7 separate regions of the Mus musculus genome follow, and all the other regions are linked to region 1. The links are chromatin loops, found by intact Hi-C in ENCODE. Cell type or tissue: left cerebral cortex. All regions are shown on one strand.

The links. Hi-C counts contacts between places; a loop is a spot of excess contacts. Peaks named below come from ENCODE experiments on the same cell type or tissue, not always from the same donor. Only the 100,000 strongest peaks of a DNase experiment are listed, where the experiment ranks them.
Region 2: it touches region 1 in a loop (4-fold over the local background); 11 of 42 quality-filtered maps call a loop at or near these places.
Region 3: a loop joins it to region 1, with 3 times the contacts of the local background. A loop is called at or near these places in 3 of 42 quality-filtered maps.
Region 4: it touches region 1 in a loop (2.2-fold over the local background); 3 of 42 quality-filtered maps call a loop at or near these places.
Region 5: it touches region 1 in a loop (4-fold over the local background); 21 of 42 quality-filtered maps call a loop at or near these places.
Region 6: a loop joins it to region 1, with 5 times the contacts of the local background. A loop is called at or near these places in 18 of 42 quality-filtered maps.
Region 7: it touches region 1 in a loop (4-fold over the local background); 8 of 42 quality-filtered maps call a loop at or near these places.

Annotation. Positions count from the first base shown.
Region 1 is chr5:38,084,106-38,088,105 of GRCm38, reverse strand. The region is part of intron 1 of Stx18 (syntaxin 18); the gene reads right to left. Among named protein-coding and RNA genes, the nearest start is that of Stx18, 47 kb to the right of the region's middle. RefSeq lists an enhancer at 1,436-2,729. In left cerebral cortex, a CTCF peak has its summit at 1,872 (motif pointing right); DNase peaks (open chromatin) are centred at 1,879 and 2,401; H3K27ac peaks cover 427 bases.
Region 2 is chr5:37,893,669-37,897,668 of GRCm38, reverse strand. Gm20052 (predicted gene, 20052) reads right to left here and starts at 3,897. Exons shown (of 2, transcript NR_153822.1): 1 at 3,781-3,897; 2 at 1-1,159. In left cerebral cortex, a CTCF peak has its summit at 2,134; DNase peaks (open chromatin) are centred at 1,707 and 2,074; H3K4me3 peaks cover 317 bases.
Region 3 is chr5:37,945,521-37,949,520 of GRCm38, reverse strand. No RefSeq gene overlaps it. Among named protein-coding and RNA genes, the nearest start is that of Gm40289, 24 kb to the left of the region's middle. In left cerebral cortex, no CTCF peak of the experiment used is centred here; no DNase peak of the experiment used is centred here.
Region 4 is chr5:37,961,901-37,965,900 of GRCm38, reverse strand. No RefSeq gene overlaps it. Among named protein-coding and RNA genes, the nearest start is that of Gm40289, 8.0 kb to the left of the region's middle. In left cerebral cortex, no CTCF peak of the experiment used is centred here; a DNase peak (open chromatin) is centred at 1,854.
Region 5 is chr5:37,822,279-37,826,278 of GRCm38, reverse strand. It overlaps Msx1 (msh homeobox 1), which reads left to right and starts at 1,694. Exons shown (of 2, transcript NM_010835.2): 1 at 1,694-2,414. The coding sequence starts at 1,946. It overlaps Gm33993 (a long non-coding RNA gene), which reads right to left and starts at 524. Exons shown (of 6, transcript XR_868362.1): 1 at 393-524. It also overlaps Msx1os. RefSeq lists an enhancer at 1-610. In left cerebral cortex, no CTCF peak of the experiment used is centred here; DNase peaks (open chromatin) are centred at 1,661, 2,884 and 3,927; H3K4me3 peaks cover 2,001 bases.
Region 6 is chr5:37,296,539-37,300,538 of GRCm38, reverse strand. It overlaps Evc (EvC ciliary complex subunit 1), which reads left to right. Exons shown (of 21, transcript NM_021292.2): 21 at 39-1,368. The coding sequence ends at 162. It also overlaps the pseudogene Gm42935. Among named protein-coding and RNA genes, the nearest start is that of Evc, 38 kb to the left of the region's middle. In left cerebral cortex, a CTCF peak has its summit at 2,017 (motif pointing left); a DNase peak (open chromatin) is centred at 1,992.
Region 7 is chr5:37,767,558-37,771,557 of GRCm38, reverse strand. All of the region lies in intron 2 of Gm40286 (a long non-coding RNA gene), which reads left to right. Among named protein-coding and RNA genes, the nearest start is that of Gm40286, 4.6 kb to the left of the region's middle. In left cerebral cortex, no CTCF peak of the experiment used is centred here; a DNase peak (open chromatin) is centred at 2,307.

The DNA of each region.
Region 1 (4,000 bases):
CATGCATGCACAAAACACATGTGCATGCCCCAGATTACACTGGCTTGGCCTGCCATTCATGAAGAGCTGGCCTCTACTCTCCTTCAGCAAGACACTGGGCTTTCGCAGGGCAGCAACAGAAGCCTGAGCTGTAGGTCGGGCCCAGCCAACACTGAGCCAACTTCTTGGCACTGCTTTTGGAGTCTCCTTGTCACACTAATAAACTAGGATCTCCTGCACCCCCCAAAAAAATGATTCAGCCACATTTAGCATGAATGACTCCATTTTGGTTTGGTCTGTCATTTGGGCTAAATGCAGGAGTTCAGTGAAAATTATGGTGGCCTCTTGTAATTCTACTGAACAGAGTATAAGATGACCAGAACACACAACTACAATGACATGAACCTCGGAGCAGCTTAGCCTTTCTAACTAAAGGCAGAGACTGGCTCCTTCGGGTATGGACCAGAGGCCCTGGTTAGTAGCCTTGGGAGTCATGTTAAGGGCAGCCATGCACAGTGTTGCAGCTGGTGAGATGAAATACTCATCCTGATGAGGCCCTGAGAAACCAAACCAATGAGAGGGGTGGGGATTCACCCACCCCCTGGTTCATAGTTCAAGGTCTTCCACAGCAAGTAGCAACAGGCTTTTGCCAGGCAAGTTTCTATGGGCTACACCTACCAACCAGTCGGTCCTGCCCAGTACAATCTCCTGAGAATCTTTCCTCGGCCCTCAAGGCCTCTCTCTTCCTACCATATCCCCTTCAGACTCCCTCCACACTTTTCCCGAGGCCCATTGCTCACAGTGACCTCCATGCACAGTCATCATATGCCCTGCTCTTGTGAAAGAGGCCCTGCACTGCTGATCACATTTACACTAATGAGGAGACCTGTCAAAGTCACACAGCTAATGAATGAGAAAGCCAGGATCCAAAATCCATGGTCAACCCCAGAGTGAACATCCTGTTGTTTTGAATTCTTTGCCATGCACTTCCAAAACTTGGACTCTGTGAAATAAACTTGAGCCCAATAGACAAAGCAGAAAGACGCTGTTATGCTGCCTTCTACTACTGCCCTGCACCAAGGCGTTCATAAAATGAGCCATTGGTTTTACTTACTGGCTTCTTCAAAAACATTTGCTAAAGGATTTTTTTCCCCATCCATAGCAGAAAATACTTAGCAGAGTAGCATCTGATATCCATTACAGCGCATCCTACATGGTGTCCACTCCCTTCTATGGACAAGGATTACAAAGCTCAGAACAGTGTCTTGTTCACTTTGGATTCTGAAGGCCTGGCATACTTTCCATCCCAACAAATGTCTACAATCATTCAACAAACCAAAGAGAGAGCTATTTTATCAAGAACTTGCCATTTTAAAAAAAAGCATTAAAGAGTTAATTGGCAGTTACAATGTATAAATGGGTTTTTCATGGATACTGTAAACATATTTGTATATACCAGAGGCACATGACCTCAGAGCCAACTTGTGATCAGTAGCTCATCTTCATCCTCATCCTCATCCTTGGGACGAATGGAATCTGCGGCAACAGAATGGGTTTATCTGGTCCATGAAGTCCCTGAAGACTAAAGACTGCTACACAACACACACACACACACACACACACACACACAGACACCCCCCCCCCAACATTGATCACAACAGTAGGGGAGGAACTATGTGTAAAGACAGCAATAATAAACATAAATTAAAATCCAAGTGGGAAAACCACAGATAAGAGTCAAATACTCTCCATCTCATCCTCTTAGAATCCTGGCCACATTACTTGCTAGGAACAACATAAAAACTCATTTCTTTGTGATCCAAGAACAAGCATTAGACCAATTTTCTAGCCTTTCATCACCCACAGTAGCAACTACAAGTTGCATTCACTAGGTGGCGCTCTCTACCGCATGGGTCCCCTGCAAGCAGCACAGTACATCAAAGTGACAGCAGCCTGGTCCTAAGATGATTTGTCTCTTGAGGATACACATTTGGTTTAAGTTTCCACTGCAAAGTTAAAGTTCTCAAGATAGGTCATGCAGATCAATTGCTCCTGTAATCCGAAACTCAAAAGAGCAAATAATATCTAAACAAGGGGAGGGGGTGGCCTGAGCTTATGAGGGTCTCTAAAAGGCAGGAGACAGTCTGCCTGGCTACCTCTAATCTCACCATCAAAACTGTTACCTTGTTCAGTTTCTGCTTCACATCAGCAAGGGACCAGCAAAAGCAACTGTGAGCGGTACAGAGGGAGCCAGGCATGCACTGTCTCTGCTGCCTGATAGATGTCAATCATTCACACTCAACAGAAAACCTGCTCTGATAACAGAAGAGCTCTGCTCTGCACTAGCCTACTTCTTTAGCAAAATGCAAGCAAAGGACCGAGCAAGCACTCTTTCTCTTTGGAGAGAGGGTTTGGTAACAAGATCCACAGCCTGGCTCCACGGTCCTCATTCAGCTGAGTGAATGGGAATGAAAGGCCGAGTATGCTGGCCTCTGCCAACAGCACCGAAGCCGGCATTCCAAGGAAATCCAGGGCCTCGCCTAATCATTCTCTGTCCTCAAAAAATAGAGATTCCTTTCCCTCATTATGGTCTCTCTCTCACACACACTGCAGAAAGTTCTGTTTCAAGGGATAAGTTACAAAATGTTCTAATACATGTTCTTTAAAAAAGTGGAAATGTTAAAAAACAAACAAACAAACAAACCCAGGTTTCTAGAACTTAAGTAACTGCAGCAAACTGACAACTGCTAAATGTTACAAAGTGAAGACTTGCGTGATAAAAATGAGTTTACTTAAACATTCAAACAGGATAGACTACTTGGCTCCTGACATAGCATTCTAGGGTGGAATAGAACAGTTAGGAAAATAAAGATAGACACTAGACCTTAACTAAGAGACTCAAATCCCATACTTTCAAAAATGATTTCACTGGGACACAAAGTATTTTCAAGTCTCTACTTAGAGTTCATATTTAAAACTCATGTGCGAGAGGTCTCACAGTCAACTGAGTAAAGACAAGTGTGGACTTTCTTGAGCAATTTTTTTTTCAGATGACTAAAATGTTTAAAAATACAAATATAAACATTTCTGTTCTTATCATAACAAAGAATTTTACTTTAAAATCATGTCTCAATTTGTCAGCAATGATACTTATCAAAATGTAGCACAGTGCCCCAACAATAAGCACACCCACTTTAAGGACCACGGAGGCCTGTTTTGGAGAAAGAAGAGTCAAACGGTTTTTAGGAGCCTTCAGCCGGCTCAGTCAGATGCTAGCCCCATCACTATTCCAAGCCCCGGGTAACAGCTGGCGAGCTGCAGCCTCCGCTCTTTTGGAATTAGCCTCGGGGGCTGCAGCAGCTTCCCTAGCCCGAGAGAACAGAGGGGCTGAAGCATGGACTGCCTTCCAGGTCAAACTCACAACAAATCTGGAATTTGAAACAGATTTGAAGTTTTAAATTTTATTTTTATCTATATCTATATATCTGTATTTTAGTATATTTCAATAACTAAGCAAAACAAAGTTACTTTCTTCTCTCATTGCAGAATTGTGAATCTCCACATAGGTTTATTTCAAGGAAAAAAATGTTAAATTTTATTGGAAATTGTTTTGCCTTTAAATTGGAACACACACACATATGGATATACAAGCGACTTCTGCACTTACTAAGAAAGGGCATTGTGGAGATCCTGTAACAATCACTAAGGCTCTTAATGATTGTGTCACAGAAACCTCATGTAGAAAATTCCAATTCAGCTTTTATTCTGAATCATGGCCAAGCCTTTGTTCCAAACCCACATAAGTCACTGTTTCTCTCTTATTTAGAGTAAGTTTTTAAGCAAACATTATTAAAAGCTACATCTGACTTTAATAGACTTTCCCAATTTGCTGCTGAGTGTTTACTATCAAACTCTAATCATGACTTTCCTAAATTTATTTATACTTTCACACAAACTTCCAAAGTTTTCCCAACTTAAATAAAAACCCACAAAAATTATGGGAAATGCTTTGCTTGAAAGA
Region 2 (4,000 bases), 190 kb after region 1:
GTTTGCGCATACTTGTGTATGATTATGGAGAGAGGGTGGGACCTTGCTGAGTGCTGGGTCCCCATCATGATTAGCAGGAGAATCATGGGAGACACTGGGGACTTCACATAGACACTGGGATAGCATGCTTAGAAACTTAAGATGGAAACTTAAGCCTTTGGCGTGGAAGTTTTAATGTGGTGCTCCCTACCCCCTGAATGTTTGCTTATAATGTTTGGAAAATTAGCATTCCTGGTGTCAATGAGGTTTAAAAACAAAAGGACAGAGAGCACAGAAATTGAGAAGAAAATAAGGATGCAAGACAAGGCAGATGCAAACAGAAGCTTTCTCCCTGTCCTCCCTTTAGCCCTGAGGCCATGTACCACAATCAGAGGGCTCACTAACCCTGTCCTGCCATAGAACCGAGGTGCTTTGGGAAGACAGAACCTGCTAGTAGTATCTGTGGGGACCTAAGGGGATGCCAGAGGATGCAGAAGCAAATTCCACCACCAGGAGACGAGATGTCATCAACAGAAAGGTCTCTAATTATTCTCATCCCAGTCTCCTTAATCAATTCAAGCCGAGTTAGTGATACGAGGTCGTGGGCTTCATGGGGCAACTTCCTGGTGGCTAATATTGAAGGTCATAAAAGAAGCAGACATGTTCTTGCTTCTTAACAGTCCCCAGGTCCCCTGTTGTCCCAGCCTCAACCCAGCTCACAAATGCCCTAGCTGCTTCTGATGGCTAAGAACATGGCAGGAGAAGATTCCAGAGGCTTCTGCAATGCTGGTTGTATGTAAAGGCTTTTGGTCCCCTCTCATCTGAACTTTCTGTCCAGCTGGGAAACTCCAGGAGACCTGGCAAGATAGAGGCCATGAGCTTCCTGGAGAAGAAAATGGGTCCTGGGAGCCAAAGGACTGGGAGTGAGGGTCTGCTGTGGGGTGGGAGCATTGATTGCACAGTCCTAGGTCCTGGGGTCCAACGTCCTTCCACCTGTCTTGGGGTCTCAGGTGTGACTCTTGAGTACCTCAGCTTGGATCTGTGTTCGTGATGAAGGTCGAGGTTTTGGAAGCAGGTGAACTACAGACTGGAAGCAGGCCTAGAGAGGGGGAGGGGCGGCGAAGAAGCCAAGGGAGGCAGTGAGCTTCCACATTCTGAATCATCTCAGTCCTTGGTGACCCTACAGAGAAACATTTTTCAAGTCACAGATTCAATAAACTCATGTGGAGTTAGTAAATGAACCTCTAGGCTATGCCTGGGGAAACAGAGGCTGGGAGAACCAAGGGGACCAGGACCCTGGCATCTTCTCCTCCTCCCACGAGGGAGGCTCTAGACAGAGCTGTTTTAATCTGAAGAAAATCCTAAAATAGCCCTGAAGATGATGAGTGGATATTAGCTTAAATTCACCCTCGGGGTGACTCACAGGGCCTTTTTTAACAAAAACACAGGCATGATTTTTAGACGCTAACCAATGTTCCCTAGCGCCACAGACCTCCAGAACCTCGGGCAGTCTGCCGCCTCCTCTGCCAACAGAAGTGCCTTATCAGAAGGGTGTAATTACATGTATTTATACACATAGATTCTGAGGGGGGTAGGGGGGCTCCCAGGATGGCGCTGGAGCCAAGAAAAAAAATAGGGGAAAGAAAAGAAAAGAAAAAGGCTTCAAAAGTCCCGACAATGCACCATTCTTCACGCAACAAAGCCATTACAATAGGCAGCCTTTGATCTTGCCGGCTCCTGTTGCCAATTGTATTTTGTCACTGCTGGGCTGTCACCCGCGAGGGAACACTTTTGAATTAAGCAGTCCACAGCAATTTAGTTTGCACAGGCTTTGAAGTGCCACCATCAGTCAGACCAGGGCTAACTTTTTTCATTAAAAAATTTTCAACTTCTCTAAGGGGGCTTTTTGACTTTTTTTTTTTTTTCTAAGCCTGCCGGGGCAGTTAGATAAGTTGAGCCTCCAACCCGTGGCCCCCAGACATCAAAAGGCCTGGGCTGAGTCCTGCTGGAGGCAGCCATCATTAAACCCTAATGGAGTGCTTCATTAGGGTCGCTTCAAAGGCCGGGTTTACAGACTGGGAAACTGACTAATTTACACATTGTGGGAAAATTGCTACCAGCTCTGCCCACACCCCAGCGGGGGACAGACGCCCTCTTTCTCTGAGAGGTGGGAACTGCACACGCTGCCCTTTAATTACCAACCGGCCTTTTCAAGGCAGCCCCTGCCCTCAGGTTCTGTCCTAAAGTTCAGAGACCCTGACAGAGCCTGCAGCATCTGCCCACCACCCCTGGTCCTGTTTGTCTGTCTAGAAGCAGTGGGGGACAGACACCAAGTATAGGCTTTGGAATCAGATACTTCCAGAGGAGCTTGGTTGTCAATCTCAGCTCTGATCTGATCAGAAGACGACTTTGGGCAGGAGTGGATGCCATCTGAGCCTCAGTCCCCTCATCTGAAAAATGGGTAAGGATGATGCACTTCACATGGGTACTCTCAATAACACGATGCAAAAGGAAGTGTGGCGTTCATCCTTCTCATTTACCTTGGGAGTTCTGCCTTGGCTCTCTTTCTGTGACTGTTGATCCAGAACTGTCCCCAATGAGGCCCTTTGCCTCTGTGAAGCCAGGCTACTCTGTGTTCTGGGAACCCTTAGCCATGGCCTCCAGGACAGCACAGCCTCATGCTCATTCCCTGTGCTGTGTCCTTTGTCACAGAAACAGTTTGGAACAGGCAAAGTCAAGTATACTGTCTTTGGGACACTTCCCCATGAACCTGCAAATTGGGCCAGTTAGTTATACAGTGTGATGACCGGAGAGTCTGGTGGAGAGAGGTCTGGCTCTGCCCTCATGTGCTGGATGACACCAGCCACATTGCCTGCCTTCTTTGGGCAACAGAAGCCACCTAGACTTGAGAAGTGTAAGGGGTGGGGGGACAAATCTACCTACCCTGGAGCAGATGCCTGGAGTTCCTCTCCATCCCTGTACCACTGACATCACATGCAGGGTCTCAGGCCACTCCCACCAAGGAACCTGTTTAATCACCTGAGCCAGGTGATCTGGGTATTCCGGGACAGGGCTGAGGGACTCCACTCTAACCCCTACTCCCAAGCACCCAGTGATGGCTATTTCTCAAGCACAGTAATTTTGACTTCAGAAATCCAGATCTCGGAGTCTCACAACCTGGTCCCCTGCCTGTCGTTCAAAGGGAATCTCTGTGTTGTTCATATGGCGACGGCAGCGAGCTACTTACGCTTCCCAGTGAGAAGAAAAGGAAGCTTACAGACACCTGGCAACTACAGTACACAGGCCACCTGCTGGCATGCCCCAATCCCCATAGGTAACTGGTAGGTAACTGACCGTGTAAGAGAGGGAAAGGAGCTACCCAAGGCCACACAGCCCATACACGGCTCCTTGTGAGAATTCTCATCCCTACGCCCTCCGGGCTACACAGGGGAAGCCGGATGTCCTATTCCTACATGCCCCAGCCACTAGACTGGGTAGGAGGGGACCCCAGGGCGAGCTGTTTGCCTAGTCTTTTAGCACAGTCCCATCTCCCTCCCACTTTCTATTGGCTGATCTTCCTAATTACAGAGAAAAAAATTTCTATAGTCACTTCCTCTACTCAACCTTTCACTCGGGGGTGGGGGTGGGGGGTGGGGGAATTCACCTCCCACCCCTCAGTTCCCAGCCTCTCCGGGAAGCGCCCCGGCCGCAGGCAAGCATCGCTCGAACCACTTAGCAAACCGCAAATTTCAGAGGCCTCGGCACATCTGCGTTTTATCAGCTTTTTCCGGATAGTATTACCCCAAGCAATTGTCTGCAGATCGGCCGACAGCTGAGACGTTCAAGCGCTGAATTACGGAGAAAGGGCCGGAGATAAAGCCAAGCACATGTATCCCATCAAAGTAATGAAAGCAGCCTGCCGCCAGGCCGCTTCGCTGCCTCCTTCCGAGCCGCCCAGCCGCTCTGCAGGAAGGCTGATTAACCCTTGCGAGGTGGGGGAAGAAGACCAGGGGTCATTCAA
Region 3 (4,000 bases), 140 kb after region 1:
TTCAAGTTCCTCACTAGTTGGAAGTCATTTCTGGAGTGCTTGTTCATGGGCACTTAAAGCTTTGTTCTTTGTGGGGTGTGTGTGTGTGTGCGCGTGTGTGTGTGCAGAATGGCCTGTACAGCTGAAGAGGAAGGCCCACAACTTGTGTGAGTATAGTCTGCTATGGCCTCTGGACTATGCAGTATGGGTGGTATGGAATCCCTCCAAGGATGCCTTGGGCATCATCCAGGCTGGGTGCCTTCCTCTTGTCTCACCAATGGGTGAACCTGTATGATGGGAGGACAGTGTATGACCCTCTCTGTTAGGCCTTTCAATGGCATATAGACATCTTGTCTTCTGTGACAGGGAAGAACTCGTTGGTTTTGAGTGGCCAGCTCTTAACTGAAATTCTGGCCCTATTCAGATAGTCTGTGACTAAGCAATTGCCATATTTACTGCGTCTCTCCCAACTGCCTCTCTCTCTCTAGTGATGCCAAGCAGTAGATTGCTGTTGCGCCAGTGTTCCACCCCCAGCAGCTCTGACCTTGGCCTGGGGTCTTCCTTAAGTGTGCCTTTCACTTGCAGCTCTAGTCTGGCCAAAGCAGTCTTTCTAGAGTGACAAGCCATTCTACTTAAGCTGTAGAAGCCACCATGGCTGCAGGACAAGGATACCTCAATGTTGCTGAAGTGCCCTGCCACACACAACTCCCTGCCATTGAGAGGTATATTAGTTTTCTTTCCTCAGCTCATGGAATGATTGACAAGGCTTCACAAGGCTGGGCCAATATTGAGGTGATTTCTTGTCTTGCTTTAATGAGAAAGCCTTGTGAAATGACATCCTCTAATGTCTGAGTGGCCAAGTTACATTCTTAAAGTTGCATAGCCAGTTAGCAAGACTCTAGACCTTGAAGTCCCCTTGCCTCTGACTACACCTCTTCCAGTGTCTAGATTGCCAGGGAGAACTGGAGATTCCAGACATGAGCAGGACCCTGAACACACCTTCCTGCCCCACTGAAGTTTGTGAGATAAAGCAAGGCAGTGTCATGGGCAGCTTGGGACCCTCAGAAATGGCAAAGGGATTATGGGTAGTGTGATCTTTTATGTGGCTGTGACTAAATGCCAGAGGGCATCAACTCAAGGGGGAGAGAACTTATTTATCTTCAAGGTTTCAGAGACTTGAAACCTTGGTTCTGTTGATTCTGGGAGCAGGGTGTGACTCACCATCCTGGTAGCAGAAGCATGTTGCAGAGACCTCTCCCCTCATAGCATACCAGAAGCCAAAGAGGACAATAGAAGTCCAAGAACATGTCTCTAATGATTTACTTCTTCCAATTAGTACCCACTGCCTAAAGTTTCTAGAGCCTCCCCCAAAATAACACTACCAGATAACAGATAAGCCTTCAATATATGAGCCTTTGTGGGGTACATGCCATATCCATCCAATAAGAAGTCTTGAGAAAAAAATCTTAAGTTCACACTTCTTCGCTTCAGGCCTCTGATCACTTGAGATAGAAGGAGTACATTAATCTGACTGTCTCCTTATAGTTCTGAAATGCTGTTCATCCACCCATTTCCACCCATCCATCTACCATCCATGTACCCACTCACCCACCCATCCATCTCCCATCCATGTACCCACCCACCCAACCATCCATTTCTGTCAGTTCCCTTCATCTATCCTGACACCCATCCACATATCCATTCAAGGCACACACCTACCCATCTACCAATCCATTCATCTATTCCATATACTTATATATCCACCCACCCATCCATTTCTATCCATTCTGTTGATCCACCCATCTACCCACCCATCCATCCATCCATCCATCCATCCATCCACTCACCCATCCATTTTCAGCCATTCCATCCTGGTGAGGTTTAGTCTGTTGCTATGTATTGTAATCCTAAACACTGGGCCCCAAGATCTGATTGTTCCCTTGAGGAAATCCTCATGTACATAAAGTGATGCTGTGTAATCTTGCACCCCAGGTTAGCCCTGTTTGGTTAATAAAGATGCCTACAGCCTGTTGTTGGGTAGAAGAGAGGTGGCAAGGTTTTGGTTCCCAGTGCTTGGAATCTGAGTCAGAGACCATGAGGAGAGAGGAGAGAGAGGGAAGAAAGAGGACGATACCATGGGGTAGGTGGATCATGAGAGCATGGCCATGAGGACCAGCCAGTTGGAGTAGGAGCTGCCCAGGCAGAACACAGCGAGTCATATCTCAGGATTATTGACAGGGAAGTAGATAAAATAGCATAGAGGGTTGATATCTGTCCAGTTCTCATGCTTTTTAAGACTTATTATAAATACAAAGGTGTTGTGTCTTTTATTTGGGATCTAAGGTGGGGTAGAAACCCCCAATTAATATTTACCATAACACCATTATCCTATCTTATCTATCCACCCATCCATTTGTCTATGCATCTATGCACCCAACCATCTACCCATCCATCCATCCCTCTATCCATCTACCCCTTCTTCCCTCCCTCTCTCCTATCTGTGCTGGCTAGTGTTTTATGTCAAGTTGACACAAGCTAGAGTCATTTGGGAAGTGAGAGCATCAATTGAGAACATCAATATGCCATCCCAAGACTGGCCTTTGGGCAAGCCCTGGACTAGTTGGGGCCAGGGGATTCAGGGAGAACCAATGGAATATAACCATTCTCTTAGCTGCACTTGGTTTTGAAATTATGGATGGCATGTGTGTGGACTATATCCATTTTGAGTGGACACAACTGTGCAGCCAACTTGATGCATCTCCAAGGAGAATTTTGCATATGCTTTTTCCCACAGGCACCCCACATCTGCACCTCATCCACACTAGTGTGAATGATGGTGATATCTCATAGGACACCAACATGTTAAAGGCTCAGTCCCTGGCTAATGGAATGGGGAGGTGCTAGGACCTTTAAGAGTGGGTGCTGGGGTTGGTCCTTAGGTCATGGAAAGCATGCTTTCAGAGAAGAGCACAGGATCCTTCCTGTCCTTTCTATGTAACAGTTGGAGAGGTGGTTGTTCTCATTCCAATACAAGTTAGCCAAATCAGTGAAACCTATGCAGTCTTGGATTTTGAACCTCTAAACTGAGTTAGATAAACCTTCTTTATGAAGTTATTGGCCTTGAGCAGTTTATGGTAGTAACACAAATCTAACACCTTAGGCTATTGACTTAATTTCTAACACAGTGAGGATATCTTTAGTTGTGATGATAGCCTGGCCTTAAATATCTCGGGCCTCAGGATTCTCCAATCACATGGAGAGTTACACCCCAGGAATATGTGAATACAGGTGAGTATGGCGGTGTGAATATAGATGAGCACGGTGTGAACAGCCGAGACCATTCTGCTGAAGCTTGTGGGTCAGCTCCTGAGGCTGGCCAAAAGGCTTCTCTGTCTACTCTCTAGGTTGGAGTCCAGAGGTTCCCTGCATCTCCCCATCATTCCCAAGCCCAAGACCTAATCTCCAAATACCACAGCCTCCACGATACCAGACCTTGCTCTCCATCTCTCCCATGCAGGGTGGCCACAGGGTCATGGCTAAGGTTTTCAATTCCTGACTTTTCTTTCCTTAATTTGGCTCTAAGAGGCAAGCTCTGCATTGACTTGAATTTGGTAAATTTTTGTAATGGTGTAGAGGAAGAGTTTCTGTGGCATTAGACTGTGCTGGTTAGTTTTTGTCAACTTGACACAAACCCAGGTCATCTGAAAAAAAAGGGAACCTCAACTTGAAAAAATAAAATGCCTCCATAAGATTAGCTTGTAGACTAGTCTATGGGGTGCTTTCTTGATTAATGCTTGATGTGGGAGGGAGTATTCCACTATGGGTTATCCTACCCCCAAGCCAGTGTTCCTGGGGTGTCTAAGAAAGCAGGCCAAACAAGGCAATAGGCCGGATTCCTCCATGATCTCTGCTACATTTCCTGGCTTCAAATTCCTATCTGGACTTCCCCCAGTGCTAGATTGTGACTTGGGAGTTGTAAGATGAAAGAAGACATTATCTCCAAGTGGCTTTTGTCCATGGT
Region 4 (4,000 bases), 120 kb after region 1:
GTAATTCTGAGTAACCATCAGGACCTTTGATTTCTTTCACCCTGAAGCCTGCTGGTCCCCTTCAATGCCTTCAGACCTGCTCCTTAAATTTGCCTCAAATGAAGCCTCCTCAAACCTTTTCTAATTTGTGAGCCAATATTTCAGTTTCTTAAATAAAGAGCCAAGAACCTGGAACTATCTGGTCCAGACCTCTGCCATCAATCAGAAAGACTCTGAGAACAGAACCCATGGGGCTTCCTCTGTCCAAGCCCCAGAAATGGATATTGTTGAGGTGAGACCCCAGGCATTCCAGCTGCTGTTATCCCCTGGGTCTTGCTTGTTCCCTAGCCAGAGAGCATTTAGTGATGGAGACTCTCAGCCCCTCCTGTCTCCTCACAAGGCCATTACTCTTTGTAGAAAGACCTTCAGTGTCCTCTCTTCTGGTTCTTTAAAAGCTTTCTCCCTCATCACTAATCTGAGGTGGGTTCTGCTCTCCCACGTAGCCCCAGGTGAAAGTCAGCCTCCTAAGTCATGATGAGAAGGCCTGGGTATAACTGATAGCCTTTAGTGTCTCGGTTTCTCCACAAGGGAAGCCATCTAATCCTCCAGAAAACCCAATGAAGGAAGAACAATCTGGCAGAGATGGTGAGCTCTGCTGGCCAAGCACACACCCACCATGAGAAGCTTTTTGGGAACCTCTTCTGAGTGTTTGGTGTCCAACCTGGGACAAGGGACTGAGGCGCATATTTTACATAGCAGAGCAGACCTGGCCTCCAGGTCCTCCCAGCATCCCTCAGTCCCTACCTGGGATACCCTGCCTCCCCCCCCACCCTCACCCCGAACTTTCCAGCCCAGGAGCTAGGCTGCCCTTCCCCCAAGAGGCTCTTCCCTATATAATCCAGACATTTTGGTCTCTCTATTCTTTCTTTCCTTTCTTTGTGTGGGTGCCCTTTCTCTCTGCCCCCACAACCCACCCCACCAATCCTCGGGGCCAGTGAGCTCTCCCGAGAGCAGCTTCCCAATAAACCTGCCTTTAATATAATCTAATCTGGCTTGAATTGGCTCATTTCACCAGCAGCGGAGAAATAACCTATCCCTGAGAACAGATGCTGCGAGATGCGCTTCCGTGAATTAGTCTGTTTTTTTCCTCTGAAGTTTCATTGTCTTTTCAGCTAAGAAGGTAGCCCCTGAAGAAGCCAGTAGGAAACCCCTTCCCCAGGCTTCTCAGGTGTTTTCTGAGGGGGGTTTGGCCTGGGTGAGTCTTCTTGTGAACTGAAGGTCTGGTCCCAGGCCTCGCTGCTCTGGCCCCACCCCTACCCTGAGCCTCAAGGGTCTATCACTGTTAGAGATCCCAGTGCCCCTCAGCAGGGAGGCCTGTTTTGTTTGGTGCCCCTGGCTGACTCTGGGCCTCACTGCAGTGGTTCCTCTCCTCATGCCACTAGCTAGCATGGGGACTGGTGGCTCTCTTCACTCTTCTCTGGCAGTCAGCATTGACTCCCCCACCCCACAATGGGAGATGACCAATCCCATCCCCATACCTGTTACCTCTCCAGCTCGAATTTCCTTTACTAACTTGGAACCACTGTGTGGGCAGCGTCCCTGCCTAGATTCTCGCTGCCAGACTCTGCTTGCCTGAGTCCTGAGTCTGGATTCTGTTTTGTTTTTTGTTTTTTGTTTTCCCTCCGCTGTTTCCCAGAGCCCACACATTCAGTGAGAACAGACCTGGCATAGTGAACGAATGAATGAATGAGCAGTAAAATGAATGATGGTAGCTAGTGTGAGTGCTACTCAGTGTCAACCCACTGGCAACTCTTACCGTGGGCATCTGGCAGCCAGAGCCCACGCAGACACTAACTCATTCTCCCAACCCTGTCTCAGCCACGCAGCAGGCAGGCTCCAGGGCTCAAGCCTGATGTCTGGCCTGGCTTGTGTTTAGAAACTGACATCTTGTAGCTAATCCCCTTGAGACTGTCCACTTTCTTCCTACAGAGACCCCAGGCCTCAGGTCCCGCCTTTGAGCATGTTAGTCGCTGATAAAGAGGGCTGCTGCCCTGTCCTGCCTTATCTGATGAGCTTGGAGCCTGCTCTTTCCCAGCGGTGCCCTGGTACCTGTCCACTCCATTACCCTGAAGCCTGCAAGTCAGCGGTAAACCATCTGCGGAAATCCTGCTGGGGACCTTGTAGGTGAAGGGATCCCATAAACTAACATTGAGAGGTCGCTACTCCTCCCCAAACTCCTTATTTTCACAAGAGATGGCTGTGTGGGTGATGGGGACTCTGACATTCCCTAAATGTGGGCATGTATGTATGGCATAGAGTGGTATTTGGGTGAGCCTTTCCCTCTCAGAAACGTACTTTATATAGCCTCAGATGGATCAGGTGCTGAGTTGGGTCTACCCTAGACCTAAGAGTTAAAAGGGATAAAAATGTGACAGTTTGGAAACAGGCCCCTTACAGAGGTCATGGAGAACAGCTCAAGTTGGAAAAGCCTGGTATCCTCATAGGAAGAGGTAGGGAGCTCAGGTGAAGACCCCTGGAGACAGCTCCTTGGGAAGATAAGGACAAGGATAGAGGCTACTGGAGGAATTAAACCCACTGATTCCAGGGATCACAGACTTGGGGGCCCGCTACAGCTGAGAGGGAAATGAACCTATGTTCAAGCCCCATGTATGGTACTTGATTATGAGAGCCTAGCAAACTCATACAGATATTCAATATGACCGTGAGAATTTCCTTCCTGCTTAGCCGGGTTTATAAATAAAGACCCAGAGCTGTAGAGACAGAGAAAGTGTGGTCCATAATGAACAGTTGGTTCTGAGAACCTCCCCATCCCCACCGTTAGCTTCTGCATCCCAGGCTCTTTGCATTATACAGAACATCACTGGCTGGAGGTGCTGATGCAGGAAGGAACATGCAGGAGAGTGCAGGTATTTCTGAGACACTGGAAGCACAGAGGCCTCAGGAGTCCTGCCTGGTCAGGGCGGCTCCCTCCCAGAGTGAAAGAATTGAAAGCACCTTCCTCAGACACCGCCCTCCTGGTGTGCATGTTGAGGAGGGGCTTCAGGAGCAGACTACAGACCCTTGTCTGGGCTTTGTGATTACTCTGAAGCCAGCCCCTCCTGGGATCTGCTGCAGGAATAAATCCTGAAGATGTTTATCCCTAGAATTCCAGGCCTAATTTACAGCCTCCTCCAAACACCGTCTTGGCCTGGCAGCCCTTGGGGTCACTCTAAGTAGAACAGCGCCTCCAGGTCTCCAGGCATAAATACCTGCTGTCAGAGGGTAAGTGGGGGCTGGTAGCCAGGCTGCTGGGTTCCAGCTCTCCACCCCCTCCAGGGCACTAGGAGCTTTTCTTAATCAGCTGCTCCTGGGTGGGGTCTAAACCTCACCATCAAGTTGCATGAAGCACTAGGATAGGACAGAGTTCTAAGCATCTGGCTCTTTCTCTATTGTTCGAATGTTGTTCTTTGAACTCTACTGAAGACACTGTTAACTGATATGTGGATGGAATAGTAACCCACAGCGGAACCACACTAGGCAGGAGACAAATGGGTGCTCTCTCTGGACATGTTTATTACAATATCGGCCTGTTTCTTACTAGCATGTGAGCTCACCCAGGGCAAGGAATGCTGTCTGCTTCATTCACTGGTCTTTCCAGAGTGGAGTCTGGGTCTGAGCTCACCCAGGCTCTCCATGCAGCTCTCTCCAGTTATTCGGTAGCACAGGCAGGCACCTTTAGGAGAGAACACTTGCCTGGTTCTCCCTGTAGCCACTTCCGACCCTGTCTGTCTCCCCAGCCCAGAATGCCTGGTGAATTATTTCAGAAACGCTCAGCTTTGAAAAGCTCTTGGTTGTCTTGTACTTAGGTGACTCCTCTTCTTTGACCATCCTGCTTATCACAGGAAGAAGGACTCTGTATGAATAAGCTCTGGTCTGTGGGTTGCCTGAGAGCCTAAAGGCTGCCATGAACCTCCTTAGACATGTCCCATTGGGAGACATAACATAATCTCACCCCTGCGGG
Region 5 (4,000 bases), 260 kb after region 1:
GGACGGTATGGCTTCTACTTCCCATACACATGGAACAAACCTCAGGGGACCCAGTACAGCGGGCGTCCAGCTGGGCCTAAATGAGCTTGAGTCCCAAGCCCTACGCAGTGCCTCCTCACAGCCTCAGAAACGTAAGAAATCCAGACATTTCACAGAAGCGAGTATTCCCGAACCCGCCCCAGGCCTTCCTATTTCTCCAGGCCCTGTGGGCAGATGTGAGGCTCCGATCTCTCTGGCGTCCGCAGCCCAACCCCTCCCTCCAGACCCCGGACGCCGTCTGGGTAATAAAGTAATTCATTTTCCTTAATCTGGTCGCCCCTAATCTACAGCTTTTTATTGCGCCCAGTTAAAAGGCCAGGGAATTCGCTATCCCTCCGTGCTCGGATAATTACCCCTAAATGGCCACGGCAGCCCCTTGTGTTTCCTGGAGATTAGAGCCCGGCAGTCATCAATGCACAGTCCCGGTGAGCCGCCAATCACCTCCTCCACCTCCCCCGGAGCCGCGAGCCTGGGCCCTGGGATAAGAGGCCATATAAAGAAAAGCCCCCCCCCCCCCAACTCCCCAACAGCCTGTTCGAACCCAGTTTACAAGGTCTTCTGTGGTCCCCACTCCAACTTTCCTTCTTTTTGTATCAGTCAAACAAAACAAAACAAAACAAAACAAAACACGTTTCCTTCGAAATCGGGCAAACAAAACTTCTTAAGCCTTGCACCAAAGATATACCTCCAGGAACTGCTTATTTTTCCTACTGGCCCATCAAATGGGCCTCCACTCTGCACCAGCAGACAGACCCACAGTTAGTGAAGTGTGATTGTTTTTGAGGATTCATTGTCTGAGGTCATGTTGAGGCCAGATTGTTGGTGGGTTCTGTTGGTCTTATTTCGGTCTTCACCCAAGGCATCCAGTGGCTTCTTTGGCTAGTAGCAGTTCTCTGGTAGAGGTGTAACTTTCTGGAGAAAAAGTACGTATAGGGAGGGGGTACGTGTTTGCATGAGAACCAAACTCATTTCCCAGATCATGTTACTTGTTCCCGTACCCACAGAACCAACAGGACCTGTACTTTCTTTGATTAACTTTGTCCAGCCCTGGAGACAAAGGCCCATTTTTACTCCGAGGTAAATTTTTGAAGATTGGAAGACATAAGACACTTAGGGCGGCTTTTTTAAAAAAAGAAATTAGTATTATCCCTTGCTACTCTGACAAATAACTATGAACATTCAAAGCAAACACCAAAAGAAAAAAAAAATTGTAAGTGAATTGTGGTCGAGAAAGGGGGCCAGAAGAGGGAAAGGGGACAGAAAGAAATAGCACAGACCATAAGAGAAACTGTGGAAAGAAAGTAGTCTATGGAGAGGAACAGAAGAAGTGGGTAAAGGATGGTGGAGGACGACTGGCAGAAGAGAAGGACTAGTAAAGAAAAGTCCCTCTGGAACTTGGTAGAATCCACATCCAGGAGTGTGGGGGTCCAGCCGGACCGATGCCCACCTGACTTAGCTAGGCGGAAAAGCTCCCCAGGTACCTCCGGCTCTGTCCCGCCTGTGCGGGTCAGGCCCTTCCCCGAGCGCCCCCAGGCCGAGCGCGCCTCGGGGCACGAGCACAGCCCAATGGTTCTCTCCGGACCCGCCCCCTCGCGCTCTGATTGGCCGCTGCCACGCTGGCCTTGCCTTATTAACAAGTTCTCAGGGGAGCGGCGGCGGACCCGGAGCCGGCGAGTGCGCCTGGGAACTCGGCCTGAGCGGCGCAGGGATCCAGGCCCCGCTCGCTCGAGTTGGCCTTCTGGGGAAGCCGCAGGAGGCTCGCGCGCGAGAGCCGGCCGGGCCAGGAACCCAGGAGCTCGCAGAAGCCGGTCAGGAGCTCGCAGAAGCCGGTCGCGCTCCCAGCCTGCCCGAAACCCATGATCCAGGGCTGTCTCGAGCTGCGGCTGGAGGGGGGGTCCGGCTCTGCATGGCCCCGGCTGCTGCTATGACTTCTTTGCCACTCGGTGTCAAAGTGGAGGACTCCGCCTTCGCCAAGCCTGCTGGGGGAGGCGTTGGCCAAGCCCCCGGGGCTGCTGCGGCCACCGCAACCGCCATGGGCACAGATGAGGAGGGGGCCAAGCCCAAAGTGCCCGCTTCACTCCTGCCCTTCAGCGTGGAGGCCCTCATGGCCGATCACAGGAAGCCCGGGGCCAAGGAGAGCGTCCTGGTGGCCTCCGAAGGGGCTCAGGCAGCGGGTGGCTCGGTGCAGCACTTGGGCACCCGGCCCGGGTCTCTGGGCGCCCCGGATGCGCCCTCCTCGCCGCGGCCTCTCGGCCATTTCTCAGTCGGAGGACTCCTCAAGCTGCCAGAAGATGCTCTGGTGAAGGCCGAAAGCCCCGAGAAACTAGATCGGACCCCGTGGATGCAGAGTCCCCGCTTCTCCCCGCCCCCAGCCAGTAAGTAGCCAGCCCTGGATGGAGAGCGAAGGGGCCAAGAGGGGGTGTGGGGCCCGAGGGCGCCAGGCCGCGCGCCGGCGCCGGCTTGTCTCGGGCGTCGGCGTACCTGCAACTGGGTACCTGGAGGCCGTGCAGAGGTTGCGTTGGCGGGAAGACCGCCTTTGAGCCTCTTCCCACTCCCACCCAGGAAGAGAGTTAGAGGCCTAAAGCAGGCAAAGCTTAGTCCGCGCTCCTTGCCTTGGCTCAGTGCCTCCGAGCCTGTCACTTCACTTGTAGCGCGCGGGTGTCTGTGGACCTTCTTATTCTTCCGGTAGTCAGGACACCAGGGGTGCCCTGCTTCTCCACCTGACCCTAAACTCAGTTATTTTGCACCTCAACTTGGATGGGCGCAGCGGCCAGTACATCCTAGCTCTGCGGAGTTTCACTTTCTACTGGTAGACAGCCGTAACCTCGCGCTCCCCATTTAAAGAACCTCTCAAAGGGTTCCGGAGTTCTGCAAAACTCCTGCCCCACCGCGCATCTAATTTTAAGCAGAAACTTGGTGTTTTGGGCGGGTGGATGATTTAGCAAGAGGGGACGATCGCGGACTAGGGGGGATGGTGGTGGTGGTGGAGACAACAAGACAACCAAAAGAGCTCCCTATTAACCACTTTGCTATAGTGTCCGAATGTGTTGGACCAGGCTTTTGAAGCGGACCCAGCAGCCAGCGACGTGTTCCAGGATAGTCCTAGGTCCTTGCGGCCCTTAGGCTTCCTTTCCCCAGCGAACCCGCTCGAAGATATTTCAGGAGCACGGGAAATTCCCAAGTTTTCCTCGTTTCCTCCGATTATTTCGCCCTACATAATAGCGTTGCAAATTCAATGGCGTGATGCTGAGGAACGATTTTTATCTGGGGATTAAACGTCTTTGAAAAGACAGCCCCTCCCTGGGCCTAAAGCTTGAGGAAGGTGGCCCAGAGCCGGGCTGTTGCTGCTGACCAAAGTGACATTTCCCTATGAACCCACCCTTCTTTAGGGCGGCCTGGTGGAAAACGACTCTGGGGCCAACTTCCCGGACTTGCTATGGCCTGAGCTGGGAGAGAAGTGGGGATGCTAACTGGAGATTTCGTTTGACTTACATCCTGGTGGTCTGAGGGCCCAAAGGATTATTGTTTTATTAGAGCTTAAAAAAAAAAAAAGCATAGCTAGGCAAAACCCGAAGATGTTCTCAATAACTAAGTGGTGGGGAGCGTGTGGTTGAGGTTTGTTTTATTCTGTAATGGTTTTGTTAGGCATAGCAGGACTGAAACTCGGTCCCCTAACTAGGCCTGCCCAACAGTGACAGCACTCTATTGGAGATTTAAGCTTTACTCAGGAAACTGAAAGAAAGGGCAGGTGGACATAACCAGTTTCGTCAGACTGGGGACCCTGCCCCCCAACTCCCGATACACACTATGCTTGATGTGGTCCCAGGCGCTGAGGTTTGGAGAGGCTGTAGGGAAAACCGAGGGCAACTGAAATGGCAGATATCTACATAAACAGCCCCATACATATTTTAGAATTGTCACAGTGTGACTTCTTGGATGGCTCTCTAATTTGATTGGCCCT
Region 6 (4,000 bases), 790 kb after region 1:
TGAAGTTTTACTTCTTCTGGCTGGTCCTGCATCCACAGTACAACCTACTCAGCATCGCCTCCCATCCGTGTCCACAGCGGCGGAAGGCTGGATCAGCAGGACAGCGAAGCTGGCGATGGAGAAAGCACAAGCAAGATACTGCAGAAAGGAAGCAATCTGTAGCTCCAGCTGAGATGGGTCTGCACGCACCTCACTTCCTCTTGGGACCGGGGGACAGAAGAAAAGGCCAGTCTTGAGAGAGGGGATGCCACCTGCCTTAGAGAGCGAGACAATAGCATCAAGTGCCTGGGATCATTGGAGATGGTGGGGACATGCCTTGAGAATGTAACATCTCCACTGTCACCTCTTTTTGGTCCTCTTGCCTTGGTCTCTTGCTCCCTCAGAACGGCCCTCTTACCCACACCCTCCAGTTTCACACAGTATCTTGATGCTGTCTAGCAGTCTGATTGGAGATTGAAGACCCCTGATTCCAGCATGCATGAAGTTCTGCCCATCTGGGTCTTAGCATCACTGGTATTTTCCTGGCCTGAGGCCACTGGTTCACCTCCACTGCTCCACAGTCATCTCCTGTCCCTGGTTCTGGCTGTCAGGGTCCCAACCAGGACCAACTTTTGGCCTTGGTATTTCTATCTGTTGGCTCTGATAGAAGGATGTGTGAGTCCCAAGGCCAATGTTCTTGGCATAGCCATGGAGTTCCCCTGGCTATGTTCTGAACCACTCAGAACATGGGGACCACACTTGCCTGTCACATACCACAAGAGGTCCTCTGTGGGCAGGGAGGGCATAGAAGGATGCTGTTCCTACCATCAGGCTTCACTGAGGAGAGGAAACTTTCATCTGAGGAGATGCCCACAGGTCACCTGCCCCTTCTGAGGGATGATAAGGGCTTCCGTAAGCTTTCAAACCAGCCGTACTTCCATAGGCCAGAGATCATTCCCACTCAGGCTATCTCTTCCAGGAGCAGCATCAAGGATTCCCCGTCATCACTGTCAACATTTGGGTATGATCACTCATTGTTCAGGTGTGAACGTTGCTGATGGCAAGGATGGAGTCTATCATGTCAGAGGCAGACCCATTTGGAGATGGGAGGTTGTAGGTGGCACACACTGTTTCACTTGAGATGAGAGCTGTCACTCAGTGAAAACACACCTTCAGGTTAGCTGTTCTTAGGAAACACCTCTCGAGGAACACCATCGTGTCTAGGAGTGACGTTTGAGGCTTTTGAGAGCTCCTGACTAAGGACTTGGCTGGGGCAGCAACCAACTTTCCTTCTTCCTCCCCTACTTCCATCCCCCAGCCTCCTGTGCCTTAACCTCCTGCACGTGAGCCAACCCTGGCTCAGCCTGAATAAAGAGTTCTACTCCAGGAGTTGTTCTTGCCTGTTTCGGGCATGTGGGAACCCAGGCTGTCCTGTGCATTGAAGGACAATGGGAGCAACCCTGGGCTCTACCCAGTAGATGCCAACTGTACCCAACCATTCATCTCAGTGACAGGTCAATGTGTGCCTACTCTGGCAAGCCCAGAACAGCACAGCCCACTGGTTTCTGTCACTTAGGAGTCCTCTCAGAAATCTTCTGGACTTCCTGGGAATTTTAGGAAAATGACAACTGGCTAATTAGAAAGCAGCTGTGTGTGTGTGTGTGTGTGTGTGTGTGTGTGTGTGTGTGTGTGTGTGTCTGAGTGTGTGTGTGTGTGTGTGTGTGTGTGTGTGTGTGTGTGTGTGTGTGTACATGTAGAGGCCAGAGCTGACCTTAAACTCAGAGATCAGGGATTCAGGCTCCACAGTCCCAAGGGCAAAGGTTGTGCCACCTGGCCTTTATCTACTTTTATCCAATTTGGGGGCCGGCGGAGAGGGAAGGATGGGGGAGAGGCTTCTCATTGGCCTGGAATTAGGAGAGGCCGCCTGGCCAGAAGGTCCTCATGCTCAGAAGCCAAGCACTTTAGAAATTAGAAGATCAACCATGTTTCCCAACCAGAATGGGGTTGGTTCCCGGCCTGGGTCCACAGTGCCCTCTGGTGGCTCAGATGTAGCATGTCACCTGAAGAATCTGGAAAAACTCTATTTCCTTCCCGCAAGAAAACTGCTTGCATGGGGGCCACTATTCTCACCTAAGTCCTCTGGTTTGATGGTGTGACTGTGGAAAACATAAATCGCGTTGCTCTACTCCTCCAGCATTAATACTGGACAGGTAACCTGAAAACTTAGGGTTTCTATTGTGTGATAAAACACAATGACCAAAAGCAACTTGGGAAGGGAAGGGTTTATTTCAGCTTATGGTTCCATCTCGCAGTCCATCACTGTTGGCAGGAACCTTAGGCAGGAACCTGGAAGCAAGAACTAATACAGAGCCTTAGAGAAACACTGCTTACTGGCTTGCTCCTCGTGGCTTGCTCAGCCTGCTTTCTTATAGTATTCAGGACCATCTGCCCAAGGGTGGCATCACCCACAATAAGCTGGGCCCTTACATGTCAACCACTAAGAAAATGCCCTACAGATTTACCTACAGTGCAATCTTATGGGGGCTTTCCTCAACTAAGAGTCCCTCCCAAAACATCACTACTCAACTACCATCTTCCTTTTTCATCTGTACCCAGGATATCGTTTTAATGTTAGTATCACAATAGAAAACAGCATATTTTCAAAAGTCCCATAGGCCTTAAAATCCACCTTAAAAGTTTCGTCTCTTTAAAATATCCAAAGTCAAGCTTCTCCACTCCTCCACCATCGTGCGTGCTACGCCTGACTCGGCTTCTCGCCATGTCTTCTGACAAGACTTTCAGAATCAAGCGATTCCTGGCCAAGAAACAAAAGCAAAGGCATCCTTTTCCTCAGTGGATCTGGATGGAAACTGGTAACAAAGCCAGGTGCAGCTCTAAGAGAAGACCCTAGAGGAGAACGAAGCTGGGTCTGCCAGGATCCACACGGTGGCAAGGCTGAGGGTTTATACAAGCTGTGGTCATCCATCAGTCCTGCCAGATGGAGTTCAACATTTTATTTAAAGATTTATTTGTTTCATTTATATGAATACACTGTAGCTGTCTTCAGACACAGCAGAAGAGAACATTGGGTTTCATTACAGATGGTTGTGAGCCACCATGTGGCTATTGAGAATTGAACTCATCTCTCCAGCCCAGAGTTGAATATTTTTAACCTGGAATATTTTTACTCATACCTCAATTGGTGGTGTGGTTTGTCCAGTAATAAAATGTAGACGCTTTCAAAAAATTAAATAAAATACCCAAAGTCCTTTTAAAAGTTCAAATCCTCTCTAAAATATCTAAAGTCTTTTTTTTTTTTTTAGAATATCCAAAAAGTGTTGAACCTGTCGGAATGGCTAAGATACGTAATACAAGTGGCAGATCATGCTGGCGAGGTTATGAAGCACGGGGACCACTCTCCTCCACTGCTGGTGTGAGTAGAAGCTTGTACAACCACGATGAAAATCAACATGGCAGTTCCTCAGAAAACTGGGGCTTCATCTATCCCAACACCCAGTGCCAGTCTGTGCACCAGAAACTATCTGCAGAGATCTGCAGAGATCTGGCCAGGCTCCAGTTGCCAGAGGCTTGCTTTTCAAAGGGGAGGGGAAGTTGATCTAACGCTACATGGTGGGCCAACACAGACAGGGAGGGGGATTCGGATCTGGGCGAGCTGCCCGGTCTCTTCCGTGGCCTCTACATGGAGCCAGCAAGGGGAAGGAGTCTCATGTAGCCTGCGGGAGAGAACTTGCTTCCTCAAAAGTGTCCCCGCTCTTACATGACAGACGTTCTCAGACTATCTTAGATGAAATAACCCTCGCACTTGATTCCTTCTGGACAGGGTTTTGTATACATTTTGGGGTGGTGTGGGCTCTAAAAGCAGACGCGTTCTATTGGCTTGGTCTGGGGTTTTAGCAATGCCTCATCTGCCTGTGGAGGGGCTTCGGGCACTGCCCCTATGTGACTGATTGTCAGGGTTCTCTCCATGGAGTGCCATGGTCATGTGTTCCAGGACAGGAAA
Region 7 (4,000 bases), 320 kb after region 1:
TCTCATGGAGGTCCTTCCTTAACTGAGACTTCCTTCTCCGTGATGAATTTACCTTGTGTCAAGTTGACACACCAAACCAGACAGTACAGGAGACCGGGTCACCATTACAGAAGCATATCTCTTGCTTAGGGACAGAAGATATTTTCCATCACCCAGTATTCTCTTTTTCACCCATTGCCACCACAGACTGTGCACACATTTCCCTGGGAGTTTTGTGTGCTGGAGTCCTGGAAGGGTGTTTCCTGTGTACAGAAGGTCCTCTCTCAACTTGTGTGTGCTCAGCTAGGTCTACTGTTCTGAGTGGGAGAGCAGGATGGGTACCTTACAGCCAAGGTCAGAGCCAGAGCCTGGCCCTCAGCCTGATTTTTCGCTGATTCTAAGGCCTTCTTGGGAACCAGGTCTGTGAGTCCAAATTCTAAGAGTTTTCCAACCTCTGTGGTCCCCGGCCGAGTGCTGAGGACATTATAATTCCTCAAAAACTCAGTGTCTGGATTGAATTAATGAGTCAAACCAAGCAACAAAGCTGCAGTTCTAACCCGTGCCTGGTCTTGGGTCAGGATGTGGGGGCTAGACCCTCATGCTTTTAATTACCTAGCTGGGCTGCGGTTGGGGGGCTGCTCTCACATGACCACGTGGCTTCTATTCCTCCTGCTCTGCTTAGGTGAGCCCCAGGAATTTGGACCCCACCTTGTGTGTGTTTATGGAGTGAAGGTACCTCGATGTTCCCCTCCCACAAGGGTCTTCTTCCATATCTGCTGTCATTCATTCCTGGGCCTGAAGGACTGAAATCTCCACTTTCCAAGAACAGTTGGGATTTCATCACCTGGGGGTGGGGGGGCTGAGAAGACAGAAACAGGGTCCTTAGATGGCATCTGCAGACAGAGAGGGAGGGGAGTGTATTGATTCCTGTTGAACTGGGTGCCTTAAGGGGACAGGAGAAGCTAAAATGTACTGGCTGTAAAGCTATTGTGGACACCATGTACAGCTGTGATTGACAAACAGGAAGTGGAGCAGGAAGTAGGAAGTGATGGCAAGACAGAAGAAATGCTAGAAAAGGCAATCAGATTCCATCTTTCTGCAGTATTCTCATGTATTCTGACCATTACTGAGACAGATTGGGCCATAAATAGGCTAAATTCATACCTATCACTTATCTGAAACTCAAATTTAACTGGGAAACCCATGGATTTATTTGCTGTGTCTACTAGCTTCAGGGCTGTCCCCAGCAAAAGCAAAGGTTTGAAGTTCAAACCTATTCTAACCCTTGGAGGCTGGAGTTTCATCAGTCTTGAGCAGGTTGCCCCTTGAAGGAAGAGCTACGGTTCCTGGACCGTGTCCCCATCGTTTGTAAGGCCAATTCTTTTTCATGGATTCTCAGGAAACCAGCAATGGACCTTTCAGTTTGCTTAATTCTGTGCCTCCTGCTCTCCACAAGGAGTTAGTGCATTATTTCAAAAGACACATGTTCCTTTGTCTTATTTGGTGTCTAGAGATTCGCTGGGATCCTTGGTTCTCTTGTTTTCCCCATGCTGATCTGCTGACTCATCCTAGAACTCAATCCCCCACCCCACCCCCCTGGTTTTGTGAAGTCCTACCATTATGTGCCTGAGGATATGCATGTATTTATGTTTGTAAACCTGTCTGTAGATGCAGAGGTCAGAAGTCAACCTCAGGTATCGTTTCTCAGGATGCTGTTTTTTTTTTTTTTTTTTTTTTTTTTGAGACAGGTTCTCTCACTGTCCTGGACCCCACCAGTGTGGCAAGCTTAGTCAACTAGCGGGACCCAAGAACTTGCCTTTCTTCACTTCCCCAGCGCTGGCTATGAGGAATGTTTCAGGGCACCTAAGTGTGGTTGGTTCACTGCATCAGTGTTTCCCACCCCCAGGAAGTCATTAGAAATGCAAATGATAGGAAGTAATTTGTGTATCTGAAGTCCTCCAGGGCTCACAGGCAGCTCCAGTATGAGTATCTCTGGTTATGAGAATTCTGAGGCAGGAGAGTTTGGTTTTGGCTCCATCCCTTCAAAGGTAGTAGGGCCTGTGCATAGCATTTTCTTTTGTTCCGGTTCCTCTGTGAAGGCCCCTATAGATCAGAAGTTCCCTCCACAGTGCATCCTCTGTCCACAATGAAGGCAGTCGGTTGGGGTGATCTCTTGGGCATGATGCCTCCGAGTGGGGGCAGACTGCTAGGTAAAAAGGACCATAATGCTTTTGGTCCTGGCTCCACAGAGCCTATTTCTTGCCACCCAGTCTGTGGGTCTCCAGCCAAGAACAAAACGACACGTGCTGCCAGTTGGCCTTGGAAGGGAGGTGGCCCAATGCCAGGCACTGCTAATTGCTAATTTGCACTGAAACAGCAAACAAAGCCCCCGAGTGAATGCCCTGATTATTTGGCCAGTTCTCCCCCAGACTCCCTCAGTCACACCCCTGGGGCTGTTCCCTAAATCTGGAGCCATTCTCCCCAGGAATCTAGGAGGCCACTGGGGCCAGGATCTCTTCCCCAGCCCCCAGGAAAAAAAAAATCCTGCTTCTCTGCAGCTAATTGGCAGGGAGGAGGAGCTCGCTTGGACTGTACTGTTTATTTACTGTGTTTGTGCTTCCCCCTGAAGAGGAGTATATGATGCTGTTTCTCGGAAAGGCACAAAGCCCCAGAGAAACGGAAGGGTGGAGAAAAGTAAGGGATTTCCTAGTCTATAAGCCTCATTGATCTTATCTGATGGTGCCTCCCCAGCAGGTGAGAGACAGCTCGAATCTGAAAGCCTAGTTCCTAGAGGAAGCCTCACACCACCCCTGGAACTGCATCTTCCCCTACCATTCCTGTATCCTCCTGTATCTTCCTTCTTCCATAACTTCCATAACATAGCTCAGAGCTCAGCCCCTTCCACATTCCAGGGGAAGGAAACAGGCAGAGGGGACCTCAGGCCTTTAGCAAGTCTGCAACACTTACAGAAACTGGTTAAAGCATATGGGGTGGAGGTGTGCACAGGCAGCTATAGAAATCCAGAGGTTGGGGCAGAAGGCTCATCCCTTCAAGGCTAGTTGGCTGGTGTTGAGTGTGGCATGAATTTCATATATATCCATCCTTCAACGACCTATTTCCTGTCTCCATGTTGTCTCTTGCATCTTCCCCTGGCCTCTAGAATCGTTACCAGCTCCTGTGGTGACCCTTCAAGATTCCCCACTCTGTCTTCTTATCCAGCTATTTTTTCTGCAAGAAACCTGGCTCCAGGAGAAGAGCATTTCCTCAGTTTGTCAGCATCAATGGACACATCCATTTGAGTGGAAGAAAGCAAGGCCACACTGTCAAGTGGTTACATAACGCATCAACTTGGCCAATGATCACAATCGGGGCAGTGAGCAAGCTGGTCAGCTTCTTCTGCATATTCTAAACAGTACTTAAAGTATTTATTTTACTATCATATGATGGTTTAAAAAGTATTTATTTACTTCTTCAAAAAATGCAGATTTAGTTTATTTTATGATGAGTGTTTTGCTTCCTTGTGTACATCCACACTATGCGCATGAAATGCAGAGGCTTGAAGACGGTGTTAGGTTCTCTGGAATTGGATTTACAGATGGCTGTGAGCCAAAGCAGGGCATCCTGGGAACTGAACCTGCGTCTTCTGCAAGGATAGCCAGCACTGTTAACCATGGAGCCATCTCTCCAGCCCCTGTGTGATATTTAATATAGCCACATACATGTAATTATCAAGTCAGGGCAAGCACATCTGCACACTTAGACCTTTGTTTATATTCTCAAACATTTACCACTTCTTTGTGGTTGAAGTAAATTAAAAATACTTTGTTCTAGCCTTTTGGAAATATAAATCATGTGGTCTTTTTCTTTAGTCACCTTGCTGTATACTATAACATCAGAACATTTTTCTCCTAACTGTGGCATGGTACCCACTGACCAACTTCTCCATCCTTCTTCCTTCCGCTGTTCCCAGACTCTGCTAATTCCAGTCTCAACTTTGATGAGATCAACTTTATGAGATTCC